Linked DNA regions of Mus musculus: regions 1, 3 and 4 are each linked to region 2. Evidence: chromatin loops called from intact Hi-C (ENCODE). Cell type or tissue: heart. All regions are shown on one strand.

Evidence for each region. A loop is a pair of places that touch in the nucleus more often than their neighbours do. Peaks named below come from ENCODE experiments on the same cell type or tissue, not always from the same donor. Only the 100,000 strongest peaks of a DNase experiment are listed, where the experiment ranks them.
Region 1: a loop joins it to region 2, with 5 times the contacts of the local background. A loop is called at or near these places in 7 of 42 quality-filtered maps.
Region 3: a loop joins it to region 2, with 3 times the contacts of the local background. A loop is called at or near these places in 4 of 42 quality-filtered maps.
Region 4: it touches region 2 in a loop (2.4-fold over the local background); 11 of 42 quality-filtered maps call a loop at or near these places.

Annotation. Positions count from the first base shown.
Region 1 is chr19:57,193,073-57,201,072 of GRCm38, forward strand. The region is part of intron 1 of Ablim1 (actin-binding LIM protein 1); the gene reads right to left. Among named protein-coding and RNA genes, the nearest start is that of Ablim1, 19 kb to the right of the region's middle. In heart, CTCF peaks have their summits at 1,046, 2,303, 4,421, 6,226 (motif pointing left) and 1 weaker place; DNase peaks (open chromatin) are centred at 489, 1,029, 4,479, 7,589 and 6 weaker places; H3K4me3 peaks cover 4,315 bases; H3K27ac peaks cover 7,123 bases.
Region 2 is chr19:57,263,886-57,271,885 of GRCm38, forward strand. It overlaps a transcript of Ablim1 not described here. Among named protein-coding and RNA genes, the nearest start is that of 4930449E18Rik, 6.1 kb to the right of the region's middle. In heart, CTCF peaks have their summits at 3,007 and 3,839; DNase peaks (open chromatin) are centred at 626, 2,706, 3,066, 6,126 and 1 weaker place; H3K4me3 peaks cover 173 bases; H3K27ac peaks cover 2,630 bases.
Region 3 is chr19:57,208,053-57,216,052 of GRCm38, forward strand. Ablim1 (actin-binding LIM protein 1) reads right to left here and starts at 7,980. Exons shown (of 26, transcript NM_178688.4): 1 at 7,662-7,980. The coding sequence starts at 7,905. In heart, a CTCF peak has its summit at 3,806; DNase peaks (open chromatin) are centred at 3,889 and 4,574; H3K27ac peaks cover 2,061 bases.
Region 4 is chr19:57,325,721-57,333,720 of GRCm38, forward strand. The region is part of intron 1 of B230217O12Rik (RIKEN cDNA B230217O12 gene); the gene reads right to left. Gm50270 (a long non-coding RNA gene) reads left to right here. Exons shown (of 3, transcript XR_003952853.1): 2 at 2,435-2,582; 3 at 4,493-5,504. Among named protein-coding and RNA genes, the nearest start is that of Gm50270, 6.1 kb to the left of the region's middle. In heart, CTCF peaks have their summits at 227 (motif pointing left), 3,362 (motif pointing left) and 4,767 (motif pointing right); a DNase peak (open chromatin) is centred at 381; H3K27ac peaks cover 259 bases.

The sequences.
Region 1 (8,000 bases), 71 kb before region 2:
TGTGGGCTTCTCTCAAATCTCACATTTTATTTCCACTCTCATTTGTCACATATTCAGACCTCCCCAGTCTCCAAAGGCCCAGATTAAAAGCCCTCTGCTCCAAAATGGCCGATCAGCATACCCTGAAGTCAAACCAAGATGGCCGATCAGCATACCCTGAGGTCAAACCAAGATGGCCGATCAGCATACCCTGAGGTCAAACCAAGATGGCCGATCAGCATACCCTGAGGTCAAACCTCAGGTGAGATGCTTCTTCCACACACCTACTTCCTCTCAGTCACGTGTGAGCCTGTTTGGCTTCAACAGTAGACAGCCAAGAGACAAGGGAGCCACTGTGCCCTGTAAGTTCACGGGGTCTCCCCAGCCCAGAAAAGAGCATGCGGGGTACGTACGTGATGATACGGAGGAGTTTCCTGGAGGCGTGTGGACTTCGTGAGTCTTAAGGGGAAATGAAGGAAGGACCTCTGCAGCCACACCTGCTGCTGAGAGCACGCAGTCCATTTTCAGCAACTGAAATGAGCCAGGAAGTAGAGCCACCCCCACCCCACCCCCATTATCTGGAACATGTCTCTGTGCCAAAGCTCTCCGTGGTGCAGGCTCAGCTGGCTTCCTATAGGAGTCTGTACGCTTCTCACTCACTACTGAGAGACTCCGTTTACCGAAACCTGAAAGACAACCCAGCCCAAGGGATCCTAGAGTCCCCTTGTTCCTTTTTTTTTTTTTAACTTTTTTTTTGTTTTGTTTTGTTTGTTTTTTGTTTTTTGTTTTGTTTTTTTTTTTTTTTTTTTGAGACAGGGTTTCTCTGTGTAGCCCTGGCTGTCCTGGAGTTCACCCTATAGACCAGGCTGGCCTTGAACTCAGAAATCTGCCTGCCTCTGCTTTCTAAGTGCTGGGATTAAAGGTGTGTGCCACCACGCCCGGCGTCCCCTTGTTCCTAACTGGGTAATTTTGCCACACCCCACCTCATGCCCCTGGAGTTACACCTAGCAATGTCTGGAGACATTTTCAGCTACCACAAATGAAAGGGCAATGCCTCCAGTGTCCAGTAGGGGAGAGTCCAGGAGTGAGCCCAGCTAAATACCTTGTAATACACAGGACAGAACCACAAAGGAGGAGCTGACTGCATGGTAAGGAAAGCAGCTAAGAGATCTTACTGTAGAGACATCATTTGCGCTCTCTCGCTCTCTCTCTCTCTCTCTCTCCCTCTCAATCTCTCTCTCTCTCCCCCTCCCTCTGTGTGTGTGTGTGTGTGTGTGTGTGTGTGAGACTCGTGCACACTCTCCTAATTTTCAAATGTCAGGTAGAGAACAAACAACAGACATCCTTCCCTTGTAGGAGTATGAGCATTGAGACCTCTGTTGTTGCAGGAAACAAAACAAAACATAGAAGAAGCCGGAGTCTAAAACTCCATTTACCTGGCTAGGTCACTTTTGTGGCTGAATTCTTAATCTTTCACAAGGTCACATAGGTTCCAAGCCATAATGGTTCCACCTTTATTATTTAAATAAGATATGTTTATAACTTTACCTCTGGGATTTACTTATTTTTCCCCCTCAAGCAAACACACAAACAAGAAAGAAACAGATTAGTTTAGAAACTGTGCCAGAACACGTATCGGTTAGCCAATTACAGCTTTTAAATTAGTACAGTGGGTCCCCAGCGTACAGGCTGGCAAGTGTGTGTTGTCTTCAAGAAGACAGATATTGACGGATGAACCCCCAGAACCCTTCGGTGCATCTTCGTTAGAGGGTGCAGCAAGGATAAGGAGCCCTTGAACACCTCAGGGAAGCAACCACTTCATCAAGATTCTGAGATCGATTAGTGTCTGTGAGTGCAGGAGAATGGGTGTCTGGTCTGGAGAACAAAGATGACGCGAAGGTCAAAGGATGTGAGCTGCAGAGGGTCTGCTGCAGGGCCGGCCACGCTGGCTGAGCATGGACCTTCTCTGCAGCCTATATCAGGCTCAAGCAGAGAGGCAGGGGAAATGACTTACAAAGCAGTGTGTGCAACTGTAGGGAGCACAGCAGAGAGCCAGAGGCCTGCCTTGCTCTGTGGCATGGACATCAAGATGCTGTGAGCCTGCTAGAGGGTCCCCATCAGCTTTAGGAGGCAGATATGGTACCAGAAACATTCCAGAGGCAAAAAGGCACAGGTTTCCTGGGGCTCTGATAGATGCTAACCTGCTTCCTCTGTCAGAGCATCTCCATGGGGCAGATGCTAAACCAGGTGGTGAGATGTTAAAAGATGGACATGTTGGAACAGCTCGCCCTCCGGGCTGGGCTGTGGGAACGACAGTTCTTCTATCTGCACACATTATGTCATGTGGTCCAAGTATTAGCTGTGTGGCCTTGAGCCACTTCCTTACCCTTTCTGATCCCCAGCTTGCTCATCTCTGGGCTCTCAGTGCCCATTTCACTTTACGGACTAAAGAGGCTCCTTCGCTTCTTTTCCTGGAATTCTTGTATAAACCACCCAAAGAAATCCTGCTTTCCTCTCTTGTGGGCTGCTGCTAGTGTAGTCAGAGCTAGGAAGCAGCACCATGAACTGACATAGACCTCAAAATAAAAAAGAACAGCCTCTAATCACTGGCTGAGGGCTAAGATAACCCTAGCATGCGGTCTCCTGGGAACCTGCCCAGAGTGTTCCAGCTAGAGAGTGCCCGAGCATGGACATACGCAGTCTAAGCGAGGCTTAGGAAAGATGCCATTTGAATACTCCCGATCTGTGATCTATACCACGTACCAGAAGAGGTCTGGGTTGCCACAAGCTCCACAGGAACAAAGTGGGCCAGTGGCTTTTGAAATCTCCTCCACTCATAAATAAATCACATACATTGGGATACAAACTCAAATCCATTAGCAACAGAAATCTGGGCCATGTTATTCTGGTCGGGTGGAAGGTGTCCCAGCTTCCAGCAAATGCCAGTGTCTGTCTGGATTTTGCACCAGGAGGTCCCCCAAGTAAAGGAGACATCACCAGAAAGCATTCTTATTCATAACCATCTCACCGTCTATTCGCAGAAAGAGCAGAGCAAAAGCAGGTGAGCATCAGAGGTTCTCCAGCTGTGGATGAAGGGAGTGGTCCCTTGGTCCTGCCTGGGGTGCAGCCTCCCCACTGCCAAAGCAGACACAATGCTCAACCCGTCAGCACAGTAAAACCAAGCTGAAATTCCAGCCACAACCAAGTGGGGCACAGAGAAAGTAGAAATAGAGAAGGCATTGAGGTGGTTCAAGACAGGGTGGAAGAGCAGCTATGTCTTGTGTTGGTGGAGAAAAAAAGAAATGTCCCACAGGAGAAGCCATAACAGTCACAAGCCTGCCGCCAGAGTGCTCCTTTATGTCAGAAAAAGATGACCATCAGATGGTCCTCTGGCAGCTCTGATAGGATCACCTCTAACTTGTGAATCTAATTCCACTCCAGAAGGGTCTAGAAAGACAAACGCCAACCCTTGAAAATGGAGATAGAAGACTGAGAGAGTACCAGCCAAAAGCTTCCTTCCCCTGTCCCTGACTGTGTTTGTTAACATTTTGCTTTAAAAATACTAGGCTCGTCATATATTACTTGAATTGACCAAAAGCAAGCAACTGAGGTGTTATTTTACATTTCCCAAACAAATAGGTTAAACCAGAATTCAATGTTCAAAGGCTTATCTTAATCTCAGGGCCACGCCTAATAGGTAAACAATATACACCTGTGCGGGCCACGCCCACCCTCTTTTCACTGCCTGTGTGTCGCTGCCGCTTAGGGCATCCATTAGGAAAGTGTTGGGAGGAATGACTAAAGCTAATAATGAGCCCTTTCCAACACCCAGGGGCTCCTCAGCCACACCAGCTAGGTTTAGGCTTGTCTCAACACAGCCCCGCCCAGGTATAAGGACCCTTTTCTGGCAGATCTTAACGTTCTCATTGATAGACAGAGGGAGAGAATGGAAGATAGGGTGGGAGGGTGGGAGGTGGAAGGCAAGTCTCAACCCCAAATCAGAAATCCACTGGCAATTAATAAAAAACTATGCACACCCTGAGCTCAGTTGTGCTATACTGCGATGGGCTGAGATTTGGAAGCTCAGTTCCGCAGAAACCCAGACTTTGTCCTACAGAGATTTTTTTTTTTTCCACCCCGAACACGTCTGCTGGGATTTCAAAAGATCATTGCTGATAAGGTGCCCCAGCCCCGCGGGGCCATTGCAAGTTCTACAAGCATGCAGGGTGATCGATATTTAGAAATACCTTTTTCTTTCACCATGGCAACCGGGTCCTTGGCTGAGGGCACCGAAAGCAACAGGAATGAACTCTAGGCTTGCAAGCAGACCGATGGCCTCTGCGGAGGCTGAGAGGAGACGCCCCCGGCACCCACACGCCAAGACCGGGCAGCTTCGCGAAGTCCCGCCCCCGCCGCGGCTCCCACGCCCGCCCGCACGGCGGCCGCGCCCTGCTCCCGGACGCTGTCTTCTGGCTGAAACCACTAGCTCCAGCTGCTGCGGTAGCAAATGCAAAATTCCAGCGCCCTAATCTCCGGTCACTGACACCACCTTGCATTCCTGACGCCCGGGAAAATGTTCCTGAGCCCTGGCCCCCCTCCCAGGGCCTGATAAATGATTGCCGGAGGAGGAAGGAGGCCAAGCCACACACTGCCAGGGACTGTTCCCATAAGTAAACTCGTCAATTGTTAGCTTGTTAGTGTCCTATGACAGCTGCTTTCAATCCTGATTACAGCCTCTTTCAGGCAAACTGAGTAAGTAAAATTGGCCTTAATAGAAAAATATTGCCAAGGCTCCTCCAAGTTCATTTTCCTCTGAATAATGCCATTTGATTGCGCGCGCGCGCGCACACACACACACACACACACACACACACACACACATTTTTATTTGTGAATGAGGGTTGGGGCAGGAGAAAGGAAGAGGGCCTTTCAGGACCTGATTCCTTATTCGGGATCAGAATTTAAATCTGACTTATCCAGTTGGGGAAGATTCTAGCTTCTGCTTTCCCTCTGCTGCCTCAGCGTAGTCCTCTTAAACCGCGTGGTTGTGTTGTGTGAGGGAGGAACCCTAGTCACGATTAAGGAGCAAACAGTATCTGCTGCTACTGCTCCATCCAGGACTGGCCTGACCTGTGTGACTAGCAGGAGGGTAGCATATGCTGAGAGGGCAGCTCCTGGCTTTGGCTTTCTGACCTAGCAGGTCACAGGCAGGTCTGCCAGCAGAGGACTTCCTGGTTCACAAAGCTGCACCTGTCTCCCAGATGCAGCCTCACACACCCATTGTATACATCCACCAGTGTGGGAGAGATGCAGAGAAGCAAGAGACCAGAAGACATTGTACCGCTCAGGGAGATGAGCAGATGGTCAGCCAACACATCTTTCAGAACCAGAACGCACAGCCAGTATTAGATGGTATTTACTGCAAATATTTTAACGTGTTGGGTCTAAGAGAGCCAGGGGGACAGAAAGGAATGGAGCAGAGCAACCTGCCTCAGCTTTGACTCAGCCGCCGGCTGAAATAAATTGGCTGGGCTGGGGAGATGGAAGAGAAACACCCATTTCTTCACCGTCGTCATCTTGGGCAGGTCTTGCCCGCTCGCTTTCTGGGGTGGAAAAGTAGCAGCTGTGGCATTCCTACATCTGTGACTCAGGGTTTACTATTGATAGCTTGGCTGTCTCCGTCTGTCCCCTGCAGCTTCTGTGTCGTCTTCTCTATGACACCCTTCACCCACACTATGCCTGCCTGGTGCAGCCCCACTGGGGCTGGGTCATGCTTTTCCCGTGCCAGTGCCCAGATGGATATCGCTTCCATTCATACCCACGAGCCAAGCAAGAGAAGGGCACCAACCACAGTGCAGAGGGCTGCCCCGTTCAAGAGCATCCCAGGAGACAAGTCCTTTGCGTTCCCTCATTTCATGGTTAAATCAGCCCTTGTCTTCTTTCCTTGCCCTGATCATCCTCAGCCGCTAAAGAGATGTTGACAAGTAAGATCAGCGGCAGAGAGCTGGAATGAGCTTCATCGATGAGCAGAGCAGGTGAGAGTATTCTGTTACGCTTGGTGTGCAAATAGAGCAGTGTTGCACTTAAGCCTGGCTCTCCAAGGATCTCGTGTTATTCAGCTGAAAGCTGAAGGCTAGCCAGGCTGAAGACCTGGTTTCTAATCCCCAGCGCAGCACAACAAATAAATAAGAAATAAGGCCTGACCTCTCTCTCCCCCACCCCCACCCTTTCCCCCTGCTGGACATCACAGCGAATTCTTTTGATTTCCAGCTCCAGCCCGGTCATTCACAGATGCACCTGGTACTGTAAATGTCATTAGTTCCACCACTTTTTAACTCTACGTGATGGTTTTTTCTGAACAAACCTGTGCACCTCTGGGAACAAACTGCACAGAGTCTAGAAAGGCCCCGGGAGCCGAGGATCAGCTGGTATCTATTCATGTTCAGAAACGCTTTCTCTACAGGAAAATACTACACAGTGACACACACACACACACACACACACCAGTGTTTTCCATGGAAAGAATTTGTCCCGCAGTCAGAGTGGATGAGTCACTAGCAGTTAGCTGCTAAATAACAGCCCCGTGGCAGAAGTCCCCTGACAACCAGACACTGCTGCTTTAGTATAAAAGCATCTATTCTGTCCTCTCAAGACAACCAGGGGCTACTGCTCAAGTTATTTTTGTCTACTCTGCCTCAGGACTAGAGGCTTCAAAAACAGAAGCGAATAGAGATATCTGCTATTTACACTGAAAGCTGGGGAGAGGTGGGGGAGGGGGACAAGTCAAGGGGGAAGGGGGATAAGTGGCGGGGGGAATAAAGACTATATAGTTCATGAGAAAGATTCTTTTATTCAGTTTTCTAAAGATGATTTTCAGTGAAATTAGCTCAGCTCCCTTGGACAAGACACGCTCACGGTGCGGCACCATGCCGGTTCACTCTCAACCCTCCACCCGACTGCTACTTTTTTACCTGCTGGCAAAACGAAGCCAAGATCGTCTATCATGTGACCAAAGTATGGAGGCCATATTGCTGGAGAGAAAAGGCTTGCAACCTTTCCCCACCACTCTGGGTAAAAAGTGAAGCATCCATCACTGAGTAGAAATGCTTACTCAGAGGGAAATGTGAGCACTGGGAACAGGCCCTGTGGAAGGCCCTCTTCACAGCAGAGCTACAGGCACCTGTAATGCAGGAATTCCAGGATCCGTTCAAGGCTCTATGACCTTAAGGTGTCCAGGTAATGTCTCCACACCTCTTGATATCCTCTCTAGCAGAATCCAGTAGAAACAAATGCACACACACACACATGCACACACACACGCACACACCAGAGAACAAGTCTCTTATTCCCTCCCTACTTTATGCTTACATCTGCTAACCCCACTTCTTGCTGGGGGGACACTGGCTCGTGTCAGGTGTCACACAGACAGCACAGAACAAAGATGTCCAGATAGATACCCCTGTTGCTACTAGAAAGGCACATTGGGCCCAGACAGTTCTGAGTCCCAGCTGGGACGTCAGGATAGGAGGTGAACACAGGCTGGCTGGAGGTGAACACAGGCCTGCTGGGAAGGGTGGAGCACAAATGACATTTCCCAGCAGAGGTCATGGGACAGACAGTATCGAGTAGCCGTAGCAGACTGCTTGTAGTCTTGTGGGCGGCAGAGGAAGCACGAGCTTACGTGGGCGGGGCATCACAGAGGGGCTGACCGTGTATGCCATGCTAAGCAGAGGCTGGACTTTGGAGGTAATGTAGCTAGAATCTCAACTCTAAGCTACTTCTTAATTCTGAAATTGAGCTCTACGGTCTTTGGCTGTATCTCAAATCCCCCTGTGACCTGTGTCCGACTCTGTGTTTAACGTATTTCCCATATGGACTAGATGTCCAGGAAGTGTCTGGGTTTGTTTGTTTACTTAAAAATCTCTCCGATAATAGGGTGGAAGGATCACTTTACACAACACACATGCAACATTTTTTTTTTAAAGCACAGTTCATTTGGGAGTCTTACTTTTCTGGAATGA
Region 2 (8,000 bases):
GTACCCCCGTAACTTTGCAGCATCAATCTCTGGCCATAAACGGCACATTCCAGTGGAGTCAGAGTCAAGCACAAGACAGAGGGAAAGGAAAAATCAACAGAAGTCACCTCAGTGGTGTTTTTTCTCCCAGGGAATAAAATTAAAAAGGCTTCTAACTGCATTTCCTGCACTGGTCTGCACCCAGGGAAAGCCTGGAACTTTCCTTTGTTGCATTTTCTTTTACAAACACGGAAGCGCTTCCAAGGAGCTGGAACCGTATTGTCGTGTCCAACCACCAGCTTCAGTGAGCAGGCGCATCCCTTGCAGGGGCAGCCTTTCACAAGACCCTCCTTCCATTAACCGAACAATCTCCAGCGAAGCATCCACGCATCTTGAAGCCACTTCCGGTGCCTATCGCGGAAGCGATTATACCCCTGTTTTACAAAACATGGGGTTTCTCTCTTAATATACAATTCAACAGTACGGCGAGTGGACACTCAAAGAGGACAAAGTAAGAAGAAAGCATGCTAACTTGACCTTGAAAGAAGCCTCCCAGAAATTCCCAGGGAGGAACAGCAGTAAGTACTATCAGCCCCCACCAACATCCTGCCCTGAGCGCACTCTCCATAGTGGCCTTGCTGGGCGTCTTTGTTGGGGACTAAGAGCCTTCCCTTCCTGTTTATTAGTCACAGGAGTAGAGCTGGTAATTTAATTAACTGCTTTAGAATATGAAACATCTATGGTCTTCAACTTAGCGGCTCAGTCTAAAGACGAGGAAACCAAGGTCATCGAGGTTAAGCGCTTGTTTCTCTCACATCAGACAGCTAAGCAAACTGCACTCACTCCATAATCCTCTAGACATCGAGTCCAGGGCCCGCTCTGCTAAACCGCCAGATCCCCGCCAAACGCAGACACTCAAAAAGATCGTCAGCAACTGGCCCTGACAGGATCCTGGCATCTTGAGTTGAAAGCTGCACTTGAGAAAGATCAGGGTTTCCAGACACAAGACGACATTGTGACTCTTGTGACTGTCATCCTCAAATCACAGTGGGATGAATGCAATACACAGGTGCTATGGTGTAGTTCTCCAACTGTGGCCTGATCAGGCAGCCCAGAGGAATCCAAAGTATTAAGTGCTCCTGTGTTTATCTTGGATCACACACACACACACACACACACACACACACACACACACTGTCACACACACATATACCCACACATAAACACTCACATTCACAGTCACACACACACACCCTTACACATACACACTCACATGTACAGTCCTCTCTCTCTCTCTCTCTCTCTCTCTCTCTCTCTCACACACACACACACACACACACACACACGTGCTCACACAGTCACAGAAATTGGGTACACTAAAGTCAATAATAGATAATTTTACATGAACTGTTTACAGGTTTGAAAAACCTTTAGATTATTTAACATTTAGTTATTCACTTGTAGAAAGATGCAAATAAGTTGACTCCATACTATATATTCTTACATAGCAGAGACATTTTTATTTTGTTTAAGTTAAATTTGTGTTTTCTTATATTCCTCCTTCTCGGTCTCCTCTCTATGATGACCTGATATCAACTTCAGAATACTCTAAAAGGAAGAAGGGAAAAGAAATGGGGAGGAAAAAAGGAAAGAAAACCAGAAGCCCAGACCTTGTAGCATACACCTATAACCCCAACGCTGGGGTGGTGGTGGAGAGGGGGCTGAGGCAGGAAGCCTGGGCTATAGAATGTGACTTTAAGAGTGTTTGAATGAGCTATCCCCCATAACTCTTGGCATCTGTGGCTATTTGCAGAGAATTCGAAGGTATGATCTTGCCAAAGGGAGCTTTGATTTTTGAAAAGTCTCCCTGAATTTCTCCCTCCCTCCCTCCCTCCCTCCCTCCCTCCCTCCCTCCCTCCCTTTCTCTCTCTTGTTTGTGAGGTCTGCTTGTAGCCTGCTGCCTGCAGCCTGCCCCTGCTGTGTGCTTACTAATTGGCCATCAGGGACTCTGACACCCTGGAACTATAATCCCCAAATAAACTTATTCTATAAGTTGCTTCGATCATGGCATCTTATCCCAGTAATTAAAAAGTTAACTATGACAGACCCTGCCTCAGGAACGTGAAAAGGGAGGCTGGAGTGTGTACTGCTATTCTAAAGAGCATGGTTTGGACTCCCAGCACCCACATTGGGGGACTCTCAGCCCTGTGACTCCATCTCCAGGAGAGCCAGGGCCTCAGACCTTCATGACAGGCCTCTTCTATACAGATAGATACACACAAGCACACATAGTAAAAGATTAATCTTTACAAAAAAACAAAAGGGGGATTAGAAGAAGAGGGAACCAAACATGAAGCCAGGAAAAGATACAAAAGGCCAAGTAGAGACAGCCCTGAAAGTGTAGGCCAGGCTTATCTTATACTCCCTCTCTGGCCAAGGGAGACCTTGAACTTGTGGTTTCCACCTCCAGTGTCTGGATTTAGAGGCACAGACCAGCTCCTCAGGTTTATGAGGTCCTGGGGGTGGAATCCAGGGCTTCATGCATGTTTGGTAAGCACCCTACCAACCGAGCTATATTCCCAACAATAATGAGTTTAATAAACTCATGAATTTCCACGTAAGCACAGGCCTGCTTATGTGATGGGGAGAGGGGAGGGAGGGAAAAAGAATTACCAGACAGGCTGAGGGCCAGGAGAATTGGAATAGAGAGCCAAGAACGAAAATTCCAGTCATCCCGGGGCTGTTGAAGAATGGACGCCCTTTCCTCTTAATTACTTAGCCAAACACCATTACCTCTCACAAACACACCTAAGATCACTATCCGACCCCCTTCCTTCAATTCTTTCTAAGGAAAATCAGTTGCTTGTGAGAAAGAAGCCAGGGAATTTGGGGATCTTCTGCTCTTTCCTTAGTAAGAACATACATACCAGGTTAAGCCAAACAGAAAGCAAATCACATTCCTTAAAAGAAACGTATTTCCCAGCAATCCCTCTTCCCTGAGAAGCCACACAATCACCCTTCTGGGCATAGAGGGTAAAGCTACTTGGCTGCTCTCTCATGGTTAGGTTGCCAAGTGAGGCAAGGGACAGAGGGACCAAGAGGCAGGTGACGGAGATCAACAATGTTCTACATGACCTTAGTCTTCACCAGGAACTTCCCTTTTCCTGAACACGTTGGTGGACTTGGCTCTCGAGGAGGAACACTGAAGTCCATATGAACTCTTGAAGGTAACATGTCCTCTGTGGGGGGGGGGGGTCATTAGTCATTTCAAAACATGCAAGACCCTTTCATTTGAGGATGAGGCTGGGACTTGGCTGGTGGAGTACTTGCCTAGCATGCACAAAGCCATCGGTTCGATTCCCAGTGCAGTGTAAATGGAGCACAGTGACACACCCGTGATCCCAGGGCTGCAGATGTAAAAGTTCTCAGCAATTTCGGGCTGTCCTCAGACTCACAGCCTAAGAGTCATGGTCTTTCATTAAACCAAACCAAACCAAACCAAACCAAACCAAACCAAACCAAACCAAACAACCCTTATATTTATACACCAAGAACAGGATATTGCTACCACAGATACAATGTAAAGACAAACATGAGTAACAGTAGCATGCTACAGACTACCTTGTAGCAAATAAGTCCTAAGAGGTAGGGACTCTTGTCAGAGCAACCAGATTCTACAAGGATATCGCATGAGTCCTGCTGAATCCTCCCTGTCCTTGCCAACATGAAGCAGTGCTTCTACAATGGGCAGAAAAATCACGCTGACCCCATTAAAAAGTATTTTCCATTTCCCCCTGCCTGGCTCACTGCCACATCTCAAGACAGTCATCTGAAATCCTATAAGCCGACATGCCACCAATCCTCCAGGAGGTGGAGGGGTGTAGAACCAGCATCAGCAGCCAAGATGAGGAAGGAAGAATGGCTCCTTCTGTCTGTCACAGCCAATGCCTCCAGCCTGGCTGTGACTGCTCAGGGGCAGCAAGTAGGCAAGAGGCGAGGCTTCACGGGGGTATAGTCTGAATCAGCAGAGAGGGGGGAAGGGCAGCAATGCTCCACAGTGTCCCCAAGAAGAAGGAACATTTTTCATGGGACTGTCTGTGTGGCCTGTGGCCTTCTGAACATGAAAGGGTTTTTTTTTTTTTTCCTAGGGAAGCTATTTCCTGACACTTGGTACACCTCATCCTGGACATCTATGATGTTAAGTGTGTATAAATTTTCACATTAAAATCATCTTATTCCAGTAAGGATAATCTAGGAGTCTGAGGGGAACCGAATGCATTAAGTCTCCAAGAACAGGCTGAGTGGAGTGGTGTATGCCCATAGTCCTGCCTATTCAGGAAACTCACCCAGGATGGATCGCTTGAGCCCAGGAGTTTAAAGCCAGTTTGGGCAATATAGTAACACTGTGTGTGTGTGTGTGTGTGTGTGTGTGTGTGTGTGTGTGTGTGTGTAGGCTGGTTTTGTTTGTCAACTTGACACAAGCTGGAGTTATCACAGAGAGAGGAGCTCCCATGAGGAAATGCCTCCATGAGATCCAGCTGTAAGGCATTTTCTTCATTAGTGATCAGTGGTGGGAGGGCCCATTGTGGTGGTGCCATCCCTGAGCTGGTAGTTCTAGGTTCTATAAGAAAGCAAGCTGAGCAAGCCAGTAAGGAACATCCTTCCATGGCTTCTGCATCAGTTCCTGCTCCCTGACCTGCTTGAGTTCCAGTCCTGACTTCCTTTGGTGATGAAGAGCAATGTGGAAGTGTAAGCCGAATAAACCCTTTCCTCCCCAACTTGCTCCTTGGTCCTGATGTTTGTAAAGGAATACAAACCCTGGCTAAGACAATATGGCAACTCAAAACAACTCCAAAGCTAAGAACAAATGATACTCTACTCCATGGTTCTAGCTAGTTCTCCAACCCCAGGCTCACTTGTGCTAGTTGTTTCTACAAATGCCCATGGCCAAGTACATGCAACGGTTTACACTGCTTAGACCTATTTATCAACAGTAACAGTAGGAAAATACAGGTCAGACAGTGAGTTCCATTAATGGCGCTAACACAGGAACACCAGGATGTCACAGAAGTTGTTACCATAATGCCATCAAAGAGATATGTAAGTTTCCATGGAGACCAAGGCTGTAAGTCCATCTCACAGATGGCAAGGACCACAGTGTTCCCATCACTCTCTCAGCCAAGGTCTGTTTAACCCTTTGCACCACCTGTGGTTGTGGATGCAGCAGTAGAGGGGATAGGACACCCATCACTGATGATATAGTGTGGTGGTATATACTTGTACCATCCTAAGAAGCTAGACATGATGGCAGTGGTGGTTTTGTGGTTGTTTGTTTTCCTTTTTGTTTTTGAGGATAGTTTAATGGGCTTTCCTGTCCATCAACTACACCAACAGCTAAACTAACAACATAGAGAGACTGTCCAGCTAGATAAATTAAGAAAGAAGCCTGAACCCCTGTACCTTTGGTATCTGGGGCCAGATAGTTCCTTGCAGGGGGTTGGGGTTTGCCTGAGTGTTGCCCTGTGTTTGGCGAGGTTCTTCCATCCAGAGCAACCCAGTTGCACCCCTCCCCCATTGCAGTAAACACAATGTTTCTAGACATTGACACATATCCCGGAGGGGCAAACTGCCTCCAGCTGAGTAACTATGAAATCGCTGTGAAAACAGAAGCTGCCGAATTCTCTTGAGACTCGGGTTCAGGTACACTGATAAAGGAGAGTAGTGTGAAGAAGGAAGTGCGTGAACTCAGTGTCCCTTCAGAAAAGATTTGCAAAATATCAGGAATGAATCCCAAAGGATGGCGTGATTTACATCCCCTCCCATACACTCGCTTTCCCACCTGTTTCTCCTTCTGGCACAGTGCTAGACATTGAACCTAAGGCCTCATGAATGCCAGGCTAAGACTGTGATGCTGGTCTAAAGTCCCAGCCTGCGCCCATGGTTTACGGTGGGAAGCTGTATGCAGAAATAACTTTTATAATTAATTATTATATATGCATGGATGTGTGTGTGATTGCACATGCTTTCATTTTGTTCAGAAATCTTCCTCCCCCTAATCCTACTCATGAGGATGACAAAGAATGGGGCCAGAGTGGGCCCAGCGATTAATTACCTCCCCAGAAGAGCGATGCAGCAGCTGTGTCTGCCAAGTGTCCCCAGGACCTATAATTAACGCAAAGGTCTTCCAGGGGGAATCACACTAGAAGCCAAAGGAATAATTAAATCCCTTGCAGTTTCAAAGGTGCTGAAGTCCTAGATTCCTAACCAAATGTAGTCTTTGCAAAGAACTGCCAGTACTCGTGTCTGCCCAGTATCATCCAGATGACCCAAGTCTGTATTCAACATGGACGTAAGCTTTTTAAAAAGTACAAGGAAAAGCAAGATAACAAGAACTGTGTTATCTTGCCGCAGGAAGAATAAGCTGTGAATGCGCTCACACACAGAGGGAAAATGTCACAAGGAACTGAAGAGATAGGGCTTCCTCTAGTAGCCAGCACAGAAATACACCCCACTGCACAGCCACACACCGAGTGAGGCCATTGTTTATGCATGTATGATATTTTTTTGACAATGGCCACCACCATGGGAAAACCGGGCAAGAATGGCCTTCACTGTAATGAGAAGTAGGAAGGATGATGGAAAATGAATGCATTAGAATTTTGACCTCCCTACTTTAAGTGATAGAATGTATGCCAGCTACAGCTTTTCCATCTGAAAAATCAAGGCTTAGGCTTTGGCACATAGTGTGAAATGAGCATGCTTTCATTGGCTACTGTGGCCAAGATGCTGTACTGGGTAGTTTATGTATGGGATGGGCGGGACCTGAGAGGAAGGTTATCCAGTCTCACCTGAAGCAAAGGATCTGCTCTGTGCCACTCAGTTGGTTGAACAGCCACAGTGAGTCTTGAGTGTGAAGTCCTCTCGTTCACTCACCTTCACACAGCTTTAGAGCATCAGGTGGAAGTGGTCCATCAAGGTCACTGACTTCTGCTCTCCTCAGACTGGTTAGGAGAGGTTAGCTGGGACCAGGCACACTCCATAAAGCAATGGCTATTTTGGTAACAAAGTCAGCCACGCTGGTCAAGGTTTATGTGTCGTAACAGTCCTGTCTGCCCATGTTACCCACGTCAGCCTCTTAACTCTCTAAGTAAATGAAAAAGGTTTGCCCTCCACAGACCCTTCAGAATACTTACTCTCTATTGCTAATCCTACAAAAGAAGTCACGAAGAAGTACACGAGTGTTATGCGCAATTTGCCTTTCTAATAAATGCGTTTTCGACAACCCAGCCCACTCTAGCTGATGGCCTAGAAGGGACAGATGCCTAGGAGGAAATGGCTTTCTAGTAAACACCCCCCATCTTTACCCCTCAGAGCTTCACGCATACTAAGCTAAGCGTCTGCTGAATTAACTAGAGAGTTTCCATCTCTCTAGTCACCTTTAAGTCATATTGTCACACATGCTAAACTTCCTCTCTCCAGAAGCCCAACCCCTAGCTGACAAGATATCGGCAGTTTAAGACAACTGGGGAAGGAAGACTTGCTTTTATGGAGGGATGTGGCTACTGGAAAGTTGCCTGTATTCCGGCATGCTTATGGGAAATACTAGCTGTACTCGGTGGGTTAAAATAACGATAAGGAATTTTAAAAGAAGAAAACATGAGGTGTTGAGGAAGATGAGCTAGAAGGTTCTGGTGGGTGTTGCAGGATAAGAATGAGAGGTGGGTGAGACCAAGAACATGGTAGTAGACATGCATGAAATTCTCAAAAAAGAAATTTAAGAAGCACCGAGATAGAAAACTTTAATCTTAAAGAGAACAAAATCACCAAAGTCATCTGCCTCTTGTACAAGACGGGCCACAAACTGTTGTCCTTACTCTCCACGGCAGACCTGCAGCGCCTTCACTCTCTACCAATGCAGATGCACCGGTAAAGAAGGACAGCTGATAGTGCTCCCGCAGTGACAGCTATTCCCAGCGGTGACACAACCTGAAACCCAGCCAGGAACCAGAGCCCAGTGCCTG
Region 3 (8,000 bases), 56 kb before region 2:
TAAACAGTAAGATATCACACATCAAAATAATGTGGCTACTGTGGAAAATAGTCTACAAGGTTCTCAAAAATTCTATTCAGATTATCATATGCCCCAGCAATTCCACTGCTAGAGAGATACTCAAGAGGACAGGAAGCATACGGCCATAAAATGTCTTACACACAGTGTTCATAGAAGTCCAATTTACAACGGCCTCAAAGTAGAGGCGATGCAGATGACTCTATAGAGTGTGGCATGTCTGTGCAGTAGAGTAGGACACATCCACGGAGACAGAATGGGTCATATAGAATGTGGGGTATCACTCATGCATGGAAAGAGAACGGAGTTGTGGCATGCTTCAACATCAATGAACTTTGAAAATACTCTCTAGCCCAATGGTTGTCAACCTGTGGGTCATGACACCTTTGGGGTCAGATGAAACTACCCTTTCACAGGGGTCACCTAAGATCACTGGAAAACACAGATATTTTTATATTATGATTCATAACAGAAACAAAATTACAGTTATGAAGTAGCAATAAAAAATGTTATGGCTGGGGTCAGCACACCATGAGGAAATGTGTTAAAAGGTCACGGCAATAGGAAGGTTGAGAACCACTGTTCTGGTTGGAAGCAGTCAGCCACAAAGGTCACATGCGTGATTCCAATCGCATGACTCTCCAGCCGCAAGATCAGTCTTTCAGGACACACAACTAAAACACATCAAGTGTGTTATCATATCACCCCCTCAAATCAGTGACTTAGATGAGAACATTTACTGGGACGACAGTAGCTTGCCTACATTCCCCAGCCTGAAAATAAAATAAAGAAGCACAAGACAATTATCAATAAATCAAAATTAAATAAAAACGAGGCATGGCGAAGCAGGTGATAGAACGAAGTGGGTTATGCCTGCCTTTTGTTTTTCTATTGTTATTCAAATTGTCGGGATAATTTTCTTTTGCTCACGTTTTGGGTTAATTTTATCTAATTTCCAGTTCATATGTCAAGTCCCGTTTTTCTTTCCCCGGCCTCTCTGGTATTCTTTCCTGTGGAAAATAACTACATTAATTACCTAGGCAACTACTTATCCTCTCATATCTCAAGGGTAGGGGGAAAAAGGAGCAAATATTTTTAAGGTCCCACTGAATATATAAATATTCTTATTTTTCCTTGTAGAGGGTCATGACCTATTTGCAATGGAGTGGTTTTAGCCACATTTTATATATTATAATAGTAAGGCTCAGAGGTATAAAGTGACTTTTCCAGGCCACACGACCAAAAGCTGGCTGACTTTGCAGCTAACCCACAGCTTCCCCTCTGGAGTCACTGGACCACTTCTCCAGGCCTCAGTGGTGAGGCAGTAAGGGAAACATCTCTCCCATTTCTTCGAGCATTCATCTGTCCACACTCTTGCACATCCTCCAGGATGCCAGAGAGTATCATGTGCTAAAAATACAAACACGGCTCCCCTCCCTTCCCCATAGACTCAGGAGAAACTGAAGAGAGAGGTTACGCACAGGTCACTCCAACAGAAATACACGTCGGACACTAGAGAAGCAGAGGGCAGCAGAAGGGGAAGGTGTGAACAGGTCTCTCCAGAGGGGAAAAAGCTTAATCTGAGTCCTGCTTGGTTGCAGGAAGACCAGGGAAGGTGACCTGGGCATCTGGGAGAGCAGGTACAGGAAGATGCCCACTGTGGCAGGTACCCTTCAGATCCATGGATGGGTCTGCTGCAGGTGTTCGGGGTTAATGCCGGGTGGGGCAGATGGGCTCAGCTTGAGAGTTGAGTTCCAGTAATGTGTTGAGATGGTTGAGATACAGTTTCAGCGACATGAGAGCAGAGCCTTGGGCGGGGGTTGGTAACTATAAATCGAAGGGGAAAGCGAACCATCCAAGATGTCCAGCAGGGATGAATTCTCTTATCTCCCTCACTCCATTTTCTTCTAAGACCAAAAACAAAACAAAACAAAACAAAACAAAACAAAACAAAACAAAACAAAAAACTGGCTATGGCTGGGCCTGCTGATGCTGACCTGTAATCACAGCTACTGGGGAGGCTGAGGCAAGAAGATTGCATGTTCAAAGCCAGCCCAAGTGATAGTGTGAATTCAAGGCCAGCCCAGGAAACTTAGTGAGAGCAGGGTTCATTTTGTCAAGGACAGGAAGATAGCTCAGTGGTAGAGAGCTTGTGTAAGTCCCTAATTTCAGTCCCACCTATTGCAGAATAAAGAGAAGGAAGGAAGGAAAGAAGGAAGGGAGGAAGGAAGAAAAGAAGGAAGGGAGGAAGGGAGGGAGGGAGGAAGGATGTACATATGTGCACACACATGCACACATACAATCATGCACATACACATACATGTGTACACACATGCACACACTTATGAACACATATACATGCACAGACAATATACATGGACATATACATACACACACACACACACACACACACACACACACACACACACACACACACACGAGGTTCTCTCAGAGGCCTTGGGAAGAAGGAAAAGATGACCAAGGCTAAGCTGTTCTCAGTCTCCAGTCTAGAATATTCTGCTTAGAGATTTGAACCCAACTGATGACAATGACTGAATCCTCTCCCAGTGTCCTTAGCACTTTGGATAACAGCACCATGCACTGCTTGTTTGCTTGTCAAGAAGGTAATTGGCCTAAATAAACTATTCCTTTATACCAGTGCCTGGAGTCCACAAGGACAGAAAAAAAGTCAGACGTAATACATACTCTAATTTCCTGTAGTAGCAGGAGAAGAAATAATTCTGAAAAATGCCTTGGTTTTATGAATTAGGGAAACAGATTTTGCTCATTTTTCTGGCATAAACAACTATTTCATGAGTTAATTACAAACCTCAGGTGTGCCCGTTGCCAGTAGACCTGGGGATAACCTGTTTGTGTGGTTATACTGCGAGGCCAGAGGCAGCATGGCACCATGACAAAGAGTGTGGACATAGATGTCAGGCTGAGCCAGGTCCAGACCTGGCTCTTGCACTCAGTGTTGGTGTGACTCTATTTTCCCATCTGTCAAATGGGTGTGAGAGGTATTCCTGCTGCAAGATCAAGCCAGTCCAAACCCCAGCATGGATGGGGAGTGGCTCTCCAGGCCTCACTCCTAGCTGGGGAACAGTTGGTGGCAGTTGGGGAGGGAGAGTCACTTTCTTTGGAGTCCTTACAACTCATAGGTTACCCTTGCCCCGGTGTTTGCCCCATAGCCATGAGCACACAGTGGGAACTAACTGGACACAGTGGGACATTGAAAAAGAGAATAATAATAAAAAAAAGAAGACAGATGCATTTCTGTTTAATGGGGGAAAAAAGAAAACAGAAAAAGAGAATATAAATGTGGAAGGGGGACCTGTGGAGGGCCTAGGAGGAGTTGGAGGCAGAGATGACGGGTAGGCATGATCACCATACATCATAGATTCACGTGGAGTTCCCAAAGAACAAATAAAAATATTTTAAAAGTAGAATTGGCTTTGTGAACTTATTGTAAATACTAAACATAGAAAACTAAAAACCGACAGTTACAGGAACATTGAGCATAACCTCACAGTAGGCTCACAGAGGATGACAGATGGTCCCTCGGCACAGGGCTCCGCAGTCTGAGACGAGCGAGAGCCACAAGCAGAAGCTCTGTTTACTGCGTATCTATTTTGTCCTCAGGTCCTTGCTTCTTACTTGCTCCTTTCCTGTTCTTAAATAAGGAAATGCGTCCCCCACCAGCTTCCGAGGGTTGTTTGGAGCACAAAGGAGAACTGGTTAGATACACGTGGGGACACCATGAAAAGCACGCAGCCCTGCGTAGCTCCAGCAGGGGCTGAACACCAGACAGCAACAGGAAACTGCCACATTGCGTCTTGAGCAGTTTCTGGCAGCTTCAGGAGGACTTTACCAAATGTCCCCACGTCCCCTGCCAGGAACTGCTCATGAGCACTCTGGGCTTCACTAGCATAGGAAGTCACGTGAGTGCTGGAGGGGGTGTCTCCTCAGAGCACCTGTCCCTAACAGGATGCTCCAAGCACACAGTGGCTTCCTGGGAACCCCATTTCCTGTGATTCACTCACAGTGCCAGGCCCAACAACACCAACACCAGGCTTCTGCTTCTGTTGCTTCACAGCCATAGAAGGCAGCACAAAAATAATTTTTGTTTTGCTTTTTTTTTTTTTTTGAGACCAGGTCTCATATGTAGCTCAGGCTAGCCTTGAACTCACTATGTGGCCAAAGTTGGCTTCAGACGCACAATCCCCCTGCCTCTCTACCTCTTAAGCACTGAGATAACAGTGCTCATTCCACTAGTCCAGGTTCAAAATAATTTCTAAAATAAACTATTAATGTTATTGTAGCCAAAATTTGCTGGATGTGTGTATATGTCCAAATGCCAAACACTTTGCCATGCTCATCCTGATTTAATCCTTGTAGACAACACTGTCCTTAGACCTGGGCAGGAAGGGCCCATGCCCTGATGCTTCTCAATGTATCTAAGTCTCCCACTGGACCAGTTGGAGCCAATAGTGCCTCTGGGTGGATCCCAGCCTCTTCTTCGTACTCTCTCTGACCCTGGTAAGACCTCTCTTGTGCTCTGCATGGCTGACCAGACCCTGAGGAATGGAGTCCAGGAATTCTGTCCATGGAGTTTCAGAACAGAAGGACCTGGGATGGCTTTATTCCAGAAGGGAAGCTTGGTAAGTGGCCACACCCCAGGCTAGTGTGCCTTATCTTTCTCACAAGCTATTGCCATATCTTTTGAGGCGACTCAACTTGTTTGTATAGACAGGGACCCCACAAAGGTATTTTTCCAGGGCTCTATATATGAGGCTGCCACACCATATAACATTTGCCTACAAACCTTACTCTCAGGGAAACTCTGACTTAGATTAACTTCCCGAGGTGACACAGTTAAGGAGAAGAAGAGCTTGCACTCAAGTTCTGAGATGTCACAACTCAGAGGCACAGCATTCCACTATCTCACGATCTCTCACCAGTCTCTGCTAGGATGTGAACGCTGGAGAGAGGCTCGGGCTTGGGCTTGCCCTTTCTGTAACCCAGGGCTCCTTGAGACTGCATTATCACCTGACATCCCCTACCTGACAGATTTTATCTTCAAGAGTACCAGCTGGATATCCCAAAAGCATCCACTTAGACATCTTTCAGCGGAAGCCGACAAAGCATTGACTACAGAGTATGAACTCCAGCAGAAATCTGGGTTCTGTTTTCAGCTTTGTTGTAGAATAAGGCTTTTGAGTGCTCAAAAAAAAAATAGAGTTTGGCAAATACCAAACGAGGAACCAATATATGAAGGCAGTGCCTACTGCAAGAGGCAGGGCCAGCGGGCAGCTTGCAAATGAATTGGGATTGGGAGCAATGGCTTCTCCCATCTCTCTTCCTTGCTCTCTTTAAAAGCGATGACCCCAGAGGAGTGAGGTAAAGAACACTGGAGAGACCATGGCCATCAGCTCCAGTGAGAATCTGTTACCTTGTCCTACTTTAATGCTGCTCTTCTTGATAGTCAGAGCACAGAGCAGCCACAATGAGATAGCACTTCATTCTCGATAAAACAGCTAGCTCTTAAATGCTCGGGGAGATGCTCAGTTGGTAAAGTACACAAGCGTGAGGATCGAAGTTCAATCTTCAATGGTCAACATAAAAACACACCGGTGTGGTGGCATGTGCTTGGAATCCCAGTGTTGGGGAGAGGGAAAAAGGCAGACCCCTGGGGCTTGCTGCAGCCAGCAGAGCCTAGTCTGTGAGCCCCAGGTCTCAGTGAGAGACCTTGTCTCAAAAAACAAACTGGACATCTTCGAAGGACAAACACCATGAACTGACCTCTGGCCCTCCATATACACACAAACATGCACACATGCCTTTACACACACGCACACACACACACACACACACATCAGATAATGATGTAGCATAGTTAGAATCATCTTATGTTGCAGATGAGGCTATGTAACAGAGCAGCCACTTTGTAGAGTTGGAAGTTCATCAGCAGATTTAACTGAGAGTTACCATGTGACCCTGGACTTCCACCCGTACACCCAAGAAGACAGAAAAACTCACCATCTCTATAAACTTGTACAAGAATGTTTATAGTACTATCACTCACACTAGCTAAAAAGGTTTAAACAACCTGAATGTCCATCAATAATGAGGGACAAACAAACTGGGGGCAGCACAGTGGAATAACTGCTATTATTGTAGCCATAATAATGAAGGAAGAAACAGTGGCTGCTACAACTTGGATGAACACTGTGCCAAGTGAAAGAAGCCAGACGTAGAAGATTATCACGCATTAGAGGCACCCAGGTCCAGGATGGGAAATCTATAGAGACAGAAAATGGATCGCTGATCCCTGAAGGCTAGGGGTAGGGGTGGAAAAGTTGGGTTGGAGAGGTAATAACTAGAGGATCAAGTTATTTTATTTTATTAGATTATGTAAACATTAAAAATTCACTGAGGTGATGGCTTGTGTGTCAGGAAGCGCACTAAAACATATTGAATCACCTACTTTAGGCAAATTACGCAGTATACTTAACAGCTCAATGAGGCTGTTAAAATTAATTGCAATAATACAAAAGACCTTGGTTCAAATGAATTCCCTCACCTCACCCAAACTGCCTCCAATCCTGCCCTTCTCTCCAGCTGCCCATGAATTAGGAAGTCTATGCTCACAGGAGTCAGCTCCACGAACAGCCTTCTGCCTCCTGTCCTTATCTAAGTGCTGATTTAGACAGGCAATGAACAGCTGGGAAGGCACCAGGCCACTAAAGGTACCATTACAACGCCAAAGTCCGAGACCTTGTCCAAATCAGTAAGTGAGGCTGGGTGATGACAGTTCACTTGATGGAGTACTTGCCATCCAACCACCAGGACCCAGGTTCAGTTCCCAGAGCCCAGTTAGAAATCTAGGTGTTGGGGTGTGTGTGTGCCAGAGATGAGGAGGCAGAAAGAGTTCCTTCACTGGCCACTCAGCCTAACCTACTCTTTGAGGGCAATGAAGAGATGATGTCTAAAAAACCAAGGTGGATTCTCTGACCAGTGCCCTGAAGCTACCCTGACCTCCACATGCTTGTGAACACACATATTGTGTATACACACACACACACACACACACACACACACACATACCACATCAGTGACTCCCTCCCCATCCTAAGCTCTCTCCATGGCCTTCCCAAGCCATCGAATTAACAGTTACATTATAATGAGATTGGCCGAAGAGTGTTAATATGGCTCTCTCAATATGAAAACACATCTGTCCTTTCAAACACTCCACTAGACAAACCTTTCTCAGGTGGCAACACAATCTGACCTCGAGCTTTGCATAGGTCACCCTTTGCTGTTCTTTTCTGCTCTTGGTCATATTTAAGAACAACACTGGGGGAGGAGCTCTTTGGCATCGTATTTCTCATCATCACTAATTATTCCAGCCATGCCTCAAAAGACATGTATTTGTTATAAAGATCCTAAGACCAGAGAGTAAGATGCATGACTGTCTTTCTGCCGGGGCCTTCATGTCTCCTACTCCTGCCCCATTCATTATACATGAAGGACATGTATAATGCTTTGAAGTGCACGACACTGAGGAATGGGCGGGGGAGATACTTTAATACCTATGTCAATCACAAAACACAGCCTGTGTCAAAGGGGATTCGGGTACTTACCGGATGGATCATAGCTGCTAAACCTGAGCTCTGGTGGACCACAGCCAGCAGAATACAGATAGACCAGATGTATGACTGTGCCACGCCTGCGATGAGCAGGGTCAGGAGTCTCGGGGACACTCAGGTCCTCAATAAGCAGTCTCCTGTGGGAGTTCCTGAGGCTGGCTCTCTCTGGTGAGGGAACTTTGCCTATCTCAGAGCTGCACAATTTCCCCAGACACTTTAACCCAAGCAAGGATGGCATCTTGGCATAGCAGACATGACATCAAGATCTGACCCAGAAGCCCGGGAAGCAGGGCTCCCCAGTAGCAGTTCCCCTAGCATCTCTTCCCTCACCGC
Region 4 (8,000 bases), 62 kb after region 2:
GTGGCTCACACCTGTAATCCCAACTAGCCCCGTAGAGAGATAGGAAGGGGAATGGCAGGAGGGAGGGAGAAAGGGAAAGAGGGAGGGAGGGAAGGATGGAGGGAGGGAGGGAAGGAGAGAGAGAGAGAGAGAGAGAGAGAGAGAGAGAGAGAGAGAGAGAGAGAGAGAGAGAATTTCTTTTCACAGTGGCTCATGTGCGCCCTCTAGTGAAGGTGGGTGTCTTATCCTTTCACAGTCACAGACGACAGAATTGCTTGAGCAATTCCTGGAAACCTACCCTAAGTGACAGACGGCACTCTGCACCACCCCCTCTTTAGGAAAGGGTACAAGTTGAAAAACAAACTCAGGCTGGCCCCTTGATAACACACCTCGGGATCCCTGGGGGAAATGAACAGCCAAGAAAGTCAAAGTTCCCTGAGAAAACCAGAGTGGGTCAGGGATTCTAGTCTCTCCCTTTTGTGAGCTGCGTAATGAAATGATGCCCGGGGCAGCCCCTTACCCATACAAGATAACACTGGAGGAGACAGGATGCAAGGTTAAAAGACTGTAGAGCAGGCAGTTCCAGAAAGTTCTGTCCTAATCCCGTAAGGAAGATCAGAACAGAGAGGGTACAGACTGAAGGAAGATTTAGCTGGAAGCACATAACTGTCTGGAGGTCCTTCTCGCTCTCCCTCTCTCTCTCTTCTCTCTCTCCCTCTCTCTGTCTCTTTCTCTCTCCCTCTCTCTGTCTCTTTCTCCCTCTCTCTGTCTCTCTCTCCCCCTCTCTCTTTCTCTCACTATCTCTCTGTCTCTGTCTGTCTGTCTGTCTCTCTCTCTCACACACACACACACACACACACACACACATGCGTGCACACGTGCGAAGTCAAAAACAGTTGGGAGGTAGAGTTGGGGCAGGGTTTGTTGATTTGATGAGAGTTAAGAAGGTCCGCTGACTCTCTGGGTTCTGGCTTCAACCAGAAGAGTGTATGGTTCTCGCGTCCAGTGGGATGGAAAAGAGGAAAGAGAAAACATTGTGCAGTCAAGTCTGAGACTCTGCTCTGGCCATGCGTTTGTGTTGTCTGTCTGTCCGTCCGTGAGACACAAATTCATATTCATGGTTTGATATTAAAGGTCTGCAGCTGAGTGATGAAGGAGTCTGAATAGAGGGAGGGGTCACAAGAGAGGGTAATGGGGGAGGGGTCACAAGAGAGGGTAATGGGGGAGGGGTCACAAGAGAGGGCAATGGGGAAGGGGTCACAAGAGAGGGTAATGGGGGAGGGGTCACAAGAGAGGGTAATGGGGGAGGGGTCACAAGAGAGGGTATGGAGAAAGAAACACCTATCTGAATGTGGTACTCCTGATAATGTTTTCATTTAAATACGTGGGAATTAGTAAGACTGTTCTTGAAGCTAGCTAATGTTTGAAAGGGAGGAGAGAGACCCAGAACTGAGTCCAGGAGAATGCTAATAAAAAACAAAGTCTGAGACAAGAGAAACTGGGATGGGAGAGAAGCTGTGAAGACAAGATGGCAGCCACCATCTCTCCAAGTGCAGGCAAACAGTTAACAAGTGGCTCTTAGGAAGAGAGACTCCTGTTTGAAGCATCAGCTGATTTCCGTGGCATAAACACCCTCCCCTCACCTGATTCCAGGCTACTGAGCCTATTGAACCTGGACTTGGAAAGAGGTGTGCACAATTAGCTGTCAGTCCTCATCGGTACAGGGTTCAGGACAATGCAGTTGCAGAGAGGAGCAGGAGATGCAGACAGGGAGATTGAATCTGGCATCCTGCACATTGCTGGAGACAGCAGCAAGGGTCAGTTCTGAATTATGGAACAGCCAAATTGTCCAATAAATACTTGAAGATGTTCAGCCAGGCGTGGCAGTGCACACCTTTAACCTCAGCACTCAGGAGGCAGAATAGGGCAGATCTCTGGGTTCAAGGCCAGCCTGGTTTACAGAATGAGTTTCAGGACAACACAGAGAAACCCTGTCTTGGAAAGGAGGAGAAAGAGAAGTGGAGGAGAAATGTTCATTTTTAACTGTCAAGAAAATGCAACTTAAAACTGTATTGAGATTTCATCTCACCTCAGTCAGCAGAAAAGCAAATGCCAACAAACTGTGGCAAGGATGTGGGGAGGGAGTGGGAGTGGCCTTTATTTATGCTGAAGGGAATATAGACTGACTGGTACAGCATGGTTTCTCAAAGGTGTGGGGGTTTCTCAGCAAACTAAAAGTAGCCTAGTTGGCAGAGCAGGGAGATACTTGTGTGTGGGTGTTGATTGCTGAATTATTCACAACAGCTAAGGAAGGAACCAGCCTAGATGCCTATCAACAGATGGTGGGCAAAAATAAATAAATAAATAAATAAATAAATAAATAAGTGGCATTTATACACAGTAGAGTGTTTATTCAGCTGTGATGACAGATGAAGTGTGTGATTTTTTTTTCCAGAAAAATGGATGGAACTGAAGACCATCATGTTAAGAGAAATAAGCCAGACTTGGAAAAGCAGACGTCTCAACTTTCCACATAAGAAGAATCGTGTGTGTGCTTGGAGGTGCTGACTATAGAAGAGAGGCCAAAGTGAATGGAGGAAAAGGTGGGAAGAGAGGATTATGGGGAAAGACAAAATGTTGCAATGTTTTCTTATTGTTGAGTCTACATCAGTATCTATAGCTATGACATAGAAGAGGAAGGGTAACTGTTCTGGGGGAGAGCTGGCCAGTGAGGGAAGGCAGGAAGGGACAGAAGAGAAGGGTAGGTAAACACAAACAAATTACAATTATGTGCGTGCGTGCGTGCGCACACGCTACGTAAAACAATAATATGAAAAGAATAGAACCTGGAGGAGGAAGAAGAGTCAAAACTGAGAAAACCACAAATACCTACAGCTCAGTGAGATTATGAGTCCCATTTCGATGAGCATCATGGGAGTGGAAGGTCAAGGTCTGGCATGGGACTTGCCTCTCTGTGAGGTTCCTGCACCATAGAGATATAAAGCTCAAAAGATATCGCAACGTAGAATCACAGGTGGGTTTTCCACTTGCAGTCTTCTGTCGACCCCTATTTTTAAGTTAAAAGCCTATTACTTTAAAATCACAAATAACTGAATTGCTTTGTGTACCTTCGGAATAACTGTAAAGTATGGCAAAGTATAACGGAACCATTATCTAGCAGAATGTGGCGGCTCACGCCGGTAATTCCAACGCTCAAGACACAAAGGAAGGGGAAATGACTCAACTTTGAGAGCTGGCTGTTCGACACAGCGAGTTTCAAATCAGTAGGGCTAAGTAGAGAGACCCTGCCTCATAGAATACCGAAACAAAGAAAACCTTATTTTCGGGAATCAACACAGGTTTCACGCTGCCAAATAGCGCCACCTAGTGTAACATCTGCACCTCAAATAAATATTTTGACTTGTGTTGCATTTTACAGCTTATGAATCAGCACACATTAAAATAACTGTGAACCTAAACACCTAAAGGTGCTACCTTGTAAACTCATATTCATAGATTCTAATTCTTCATTGGTTCACAGCACTGGATATGGGCTGGGACTGAGCCCGGTGTTTGGAACAGTAAGGCACACTCTGTTAGGACTACTCATGATAAGGAATCAGATGATGGTGACGTTAGTTTTTGATAAAAATCTGAAAGCTATCCTACTGAGACTCAAAGTTAACTATACTTTAAAAAGTAAGTAAGAAAAATTATATTTATTCTTCTTTGGAATCCAGTGATGGGTGGATGAGTTGCTTAGATTTCATCTGTTAGGGGTGTTTCGGTCTTTAGCTTTGTACAAAGATAGGGTTCTGTGATAATAATAAGCATGATAATTTTAATGCTGGGTGTACCCGTGCATCACACTGATCCCAGCACTTGGGAGACAGAGGCAGGACTTTTCCGTGGGTTCAAATTCCAGGTCAGCAATATATAGTGATACCCTGCCTCGAAGAAAGGAAGGAAGAATGGAGGGAAGGAGGGAGGGAGAGAGGGAGGGACGGAGGAAGAGAGGGTGGGAGAGAGAGAGGAAAGGAGGGGTAGGAAATAGGGAGGAAGGAAGGAGAGACGGAAGGAGGAAGGGAGGGAGGAAGGAGAAAAGGATAAAAGACTCTTTAATGGGAGGTAGGTGTGGATGCAATATACAATCAGGATCCTGTTTCTGCCATTCTGTACTATTTATGTGTAAACATGATAAGATTAGGCATGTATTTTGAACTCTAGCATGAAGTCATTTATAATAACAGTTTTGAGTGCCTGTAAAATCTCACACTGGCCGGGCATAGTGTCGCACACCTTTAATCCCAGCACTCGGGAGGCAGAGGCAGGCGGATTTCTGAGTTCGAGGCCAGCCTGGTCTACAAAGTGAGTTCCAGGACAGCCAGGGCTACACAGAGAAACCCTGCCTCAAAACCAAAAAAAAACAAAAAAACAAAAACAAACAAACAAAAAAAAAAAACAAAACCCCCCACACTGATAGGAACAACTTTTCTCTCCTTTTGTATGTCAGGGGAAAGTGCAAGCTATGAGCCTCCCAGATTTGGGGGAAATGCAGTGGTCAGCACATCGGGATACCGTGATGAGCCTCGCCTGAGAACACCAACTTCATGACCACGGCCGCTCCCTCGCCGGGTGACCATCTATCTGCACACGGATTTCTCCTCTACGTTAAGTAGGATCACAGGTGTTTGGTTTTAGGGGGTTCTTTAAATTTATTTTTGTTTTACGTGTCCGGGCATTTGCCTGCACGATCTATACCACTTACCTGATACCTCTGGAGGCCAGAAGAGGGTGTCAGATCCCTTGAAACTAGAGTCACAGGCAGCAGTGAGCAATCAGGTGGATATTGGGAATCAAACCCAGGTCCTCTGGACGAGCAGCCAGTGCTCTTAACCACTGAGCCATCTCTGTCACCCCTGGAGTCATGTTGTTGTTCAGTCACATTTATTTATTTATTTATTTATTTATTTACTTACTTATTTATTTATCGTGTGCACATGTGCATGTGTCTGTGTGTGGGGATGTCACAGGGCATGTGTGGAGGTCAGACGACAGACAACCTGCATCTGTAAGAATCTTTTTTCTCCTTCCACTATGTGGGTCCCAGGCAGGTTTGACAGCAGATGTCTTAACCCACTAAACGTAAGATCTTCATCTCACCAGGTCCCATAGTTAGTCGTTCATTGTTGCTATTTGAAGATAGAGAGGAAAGCATGGGATTTACAGACACTTCGACAAAATATCTGAGTTATTTCTAGCAATGCCCCAGTGGACTAGCAGAGTACAAGATAAATCCCCCAAAAGCATATAAAAACAATAGCCACATCACATAATCTGTTCAAAAATACAAAGAAAAGAGACCCCATTCACAGCATCGTGGAAGAAGTGCATGCTACCCCTAGAAATACAGAGAAATATAGAAAGTTCTATGACTGGTGAGAGTTGGACCCCATGTGGATTTAAATCTGTTTAATGATAGATGGAAAAATGAGAACTATATTGAGTTTGGCGTACTTTCAAAATGTGTGTGTGTCTTTTTTAAAAAAACTCTATGTATGTGTTTTTAGAGTGTTTTAGTAGATGCATGGCTTGTATAGCACAACATTAAGTTTGGGTTTGCTGCCTTTTGAGCTTGCCTCGTTTTGAGCTTGCCTCGGATTGAGCTTGCCAGGCATTGAGCTCAGTGCACACTTGAGTTTGCTGCGCAGCGCCTATGAACTTATCCAATCAGATTGCCACCTGCCAGGAAACACAGAGGCAGCCATGAGATATATTTTCAAACTGCCACATGTCCTGTGACAAAATATCATAATGAAGCCTGTTGCTTTTTACAATTAATGTATACTATTTAAAAAACAAACCAAACCAAAAAAAGCCAAACAACCAAACAAAAACCCCACCTGGTCAAACGTAGAAGTCATGCCGGGAGGGGGAGAGGGCACAGGAGGTCAGGGGTGGGCGAGAGGGGAGTGGAGAATCAACAGCACCACCAACAACAAAAGTGTTTGAAAAATGCCATAATTGCCGGGCAGTGGTGGCACACACCTTTAGTCCCAGCACTTGGGAGGCAGAGTCAGGTGGATTTCTGAGTTTGAGGCCAGCCTGGTCTACAGAGTGAGTTCCAGGAAAACCAGGACTACACAGAGAAACCTTATCTCGAAAAACCAAAAAAGAAAGAAAGAAAAGAAATGAAAAATGCCATAATGAAACCCAATACCGTATATGCCAATTACAGATTTTATTTGGAAAAGAAAGCTGTCATGTTTCAGGGCATGTATTAAGGAAACCTAGGTGCCAATGAGAAGGCTCAGTGGATGACTGTGGGGCAGTGTGTGTGGAGGAAAGATGGAGTGGGAGAAAACCCTCCCTCTACCAGAGTTCCAGTGCTCTGGGCAGGCAGACTGTTGCATGCCTTTCCACGTGGCTCCGGGTGGGTGTCTGGCTGTGTGAAGCCACTAGACCCCAGCTCGGCAGGTGGTGGACGAGGGGCAGTCCTAGATACCAGGTTCTCAGTTTTGGGCATCCCAGACACCGCTGGATACTGCGGAAGAGCTGAGAACAGAATGAGAATAGCTCTGTTAGCCCCCGGGGCCAAAAGGAGGAGAGGGCAGGGGGAGAGGGGGGACACTGAATGGTTCTCATGCAGGAGAGAGACCTTGGTCCATGGCTGGAGCACAGGAAGGCCTTCTGGCAGGAGGTTAGACACAGCTCCTTAGGGGAAAACCTATCCCATTGTCCAAGCAAGGGGGGGGGGGGCTTAATGAGCAGAGACAGTCTGGTTTTTAGAGCTTTATTGTAGAAAGGCAGTGGAAAGAGAGAAGGTAGAAAGAGAGAGGCTGGCTGTACTGGCTGGTTTTGTGTCAACTTGACACAGCTGGAGTTATCACAGAGAAAGGAGCTTCAGTTGAGGAAATGCCTCCATGAGCTCCAACCGTAAGGCATTTTCTCAATTAGTGATCAAGGGGGGAGGGCCCCTTGTGGGTGGGACCATCTCTGGGCTGGTAGTCTTGGTTCTATAAGAGAGCAGGCTGAGCAAGCCAGGGGAAGCAAGCCAGTAAAGAACATCCCTCCATGGCCTCTGCATCAGCTCCTGCTTCCTGACCTGCTTGAGTTCCAGTCCTGACTTCCTTTGGTGATGAACAGCAATATGGAAGTGTAAGCCGAATAAACCCTTTCCTCCTCAACTTGCTTCTTGGTCATGATGTTTGTGCAGGAATAGAAACCCTGACTAAGACACTGGCCATGGCCATGTGGAGAGAGGGGTGAAGAGAGAGAGAGAAGGAGGTCTAGAGAAGAGAGTAAGAAAGGTGAAAGCTTAAAGAGAGGGAGGAGGGGTCAGGCAGTCCCTTTTATAGTGGGCTAGGCTATTAGGTAACTGTGGGGAGGAGCATACCTGGCTATTGTCAGGTAACTGTGGGGGTGGAGTCTAGCCAGAATGCCAGGAGCTTGGGACACATTGTCTACGTGACTGATAGTTACACATCATTCCTGCAGAGGCTGTGGGGGTGACAGGAGCCAGGGGTCCAGGAGACATGATCGATCACCACCCATTGGATCCCCCAGGGTTCAAGACCTATGCTTGACTGGAGACCAGGCTGTCTGTGCACAGCCCAATGCCCCACAGATGACGTGCCTACTACCTAGTCTGACAAGTTATCCTCAGATTCCCACATGCACGCAAGGCATGGGTCCCCTGCTGCCCCCCAAAATAAATAAATAATTTTTAAATAGTTTTTTTTTTCAGAAGAAAAATGTAGCTGCTTGCATTCTCATGTTAATTATGCCCCCCCCAACCTGTTTACAGGAATGTCTACACTATGCATAAGACACTGAGGGACCCCGCCTCCAGTTGGTTCTGATTGGTAAACAAAGATGCCAACAGCCAATGGCTGGGCAGGGCAGACAGAGGCAGAACATTTAGGATTCCAGGGCTAGGAACTGAGAAAGGAGAAGGAGAAGGAGAAGAAAGAAAGGAGAACTGCCATGCCTGAGGAGAGTGGAGGACAGGGAGGCATGGC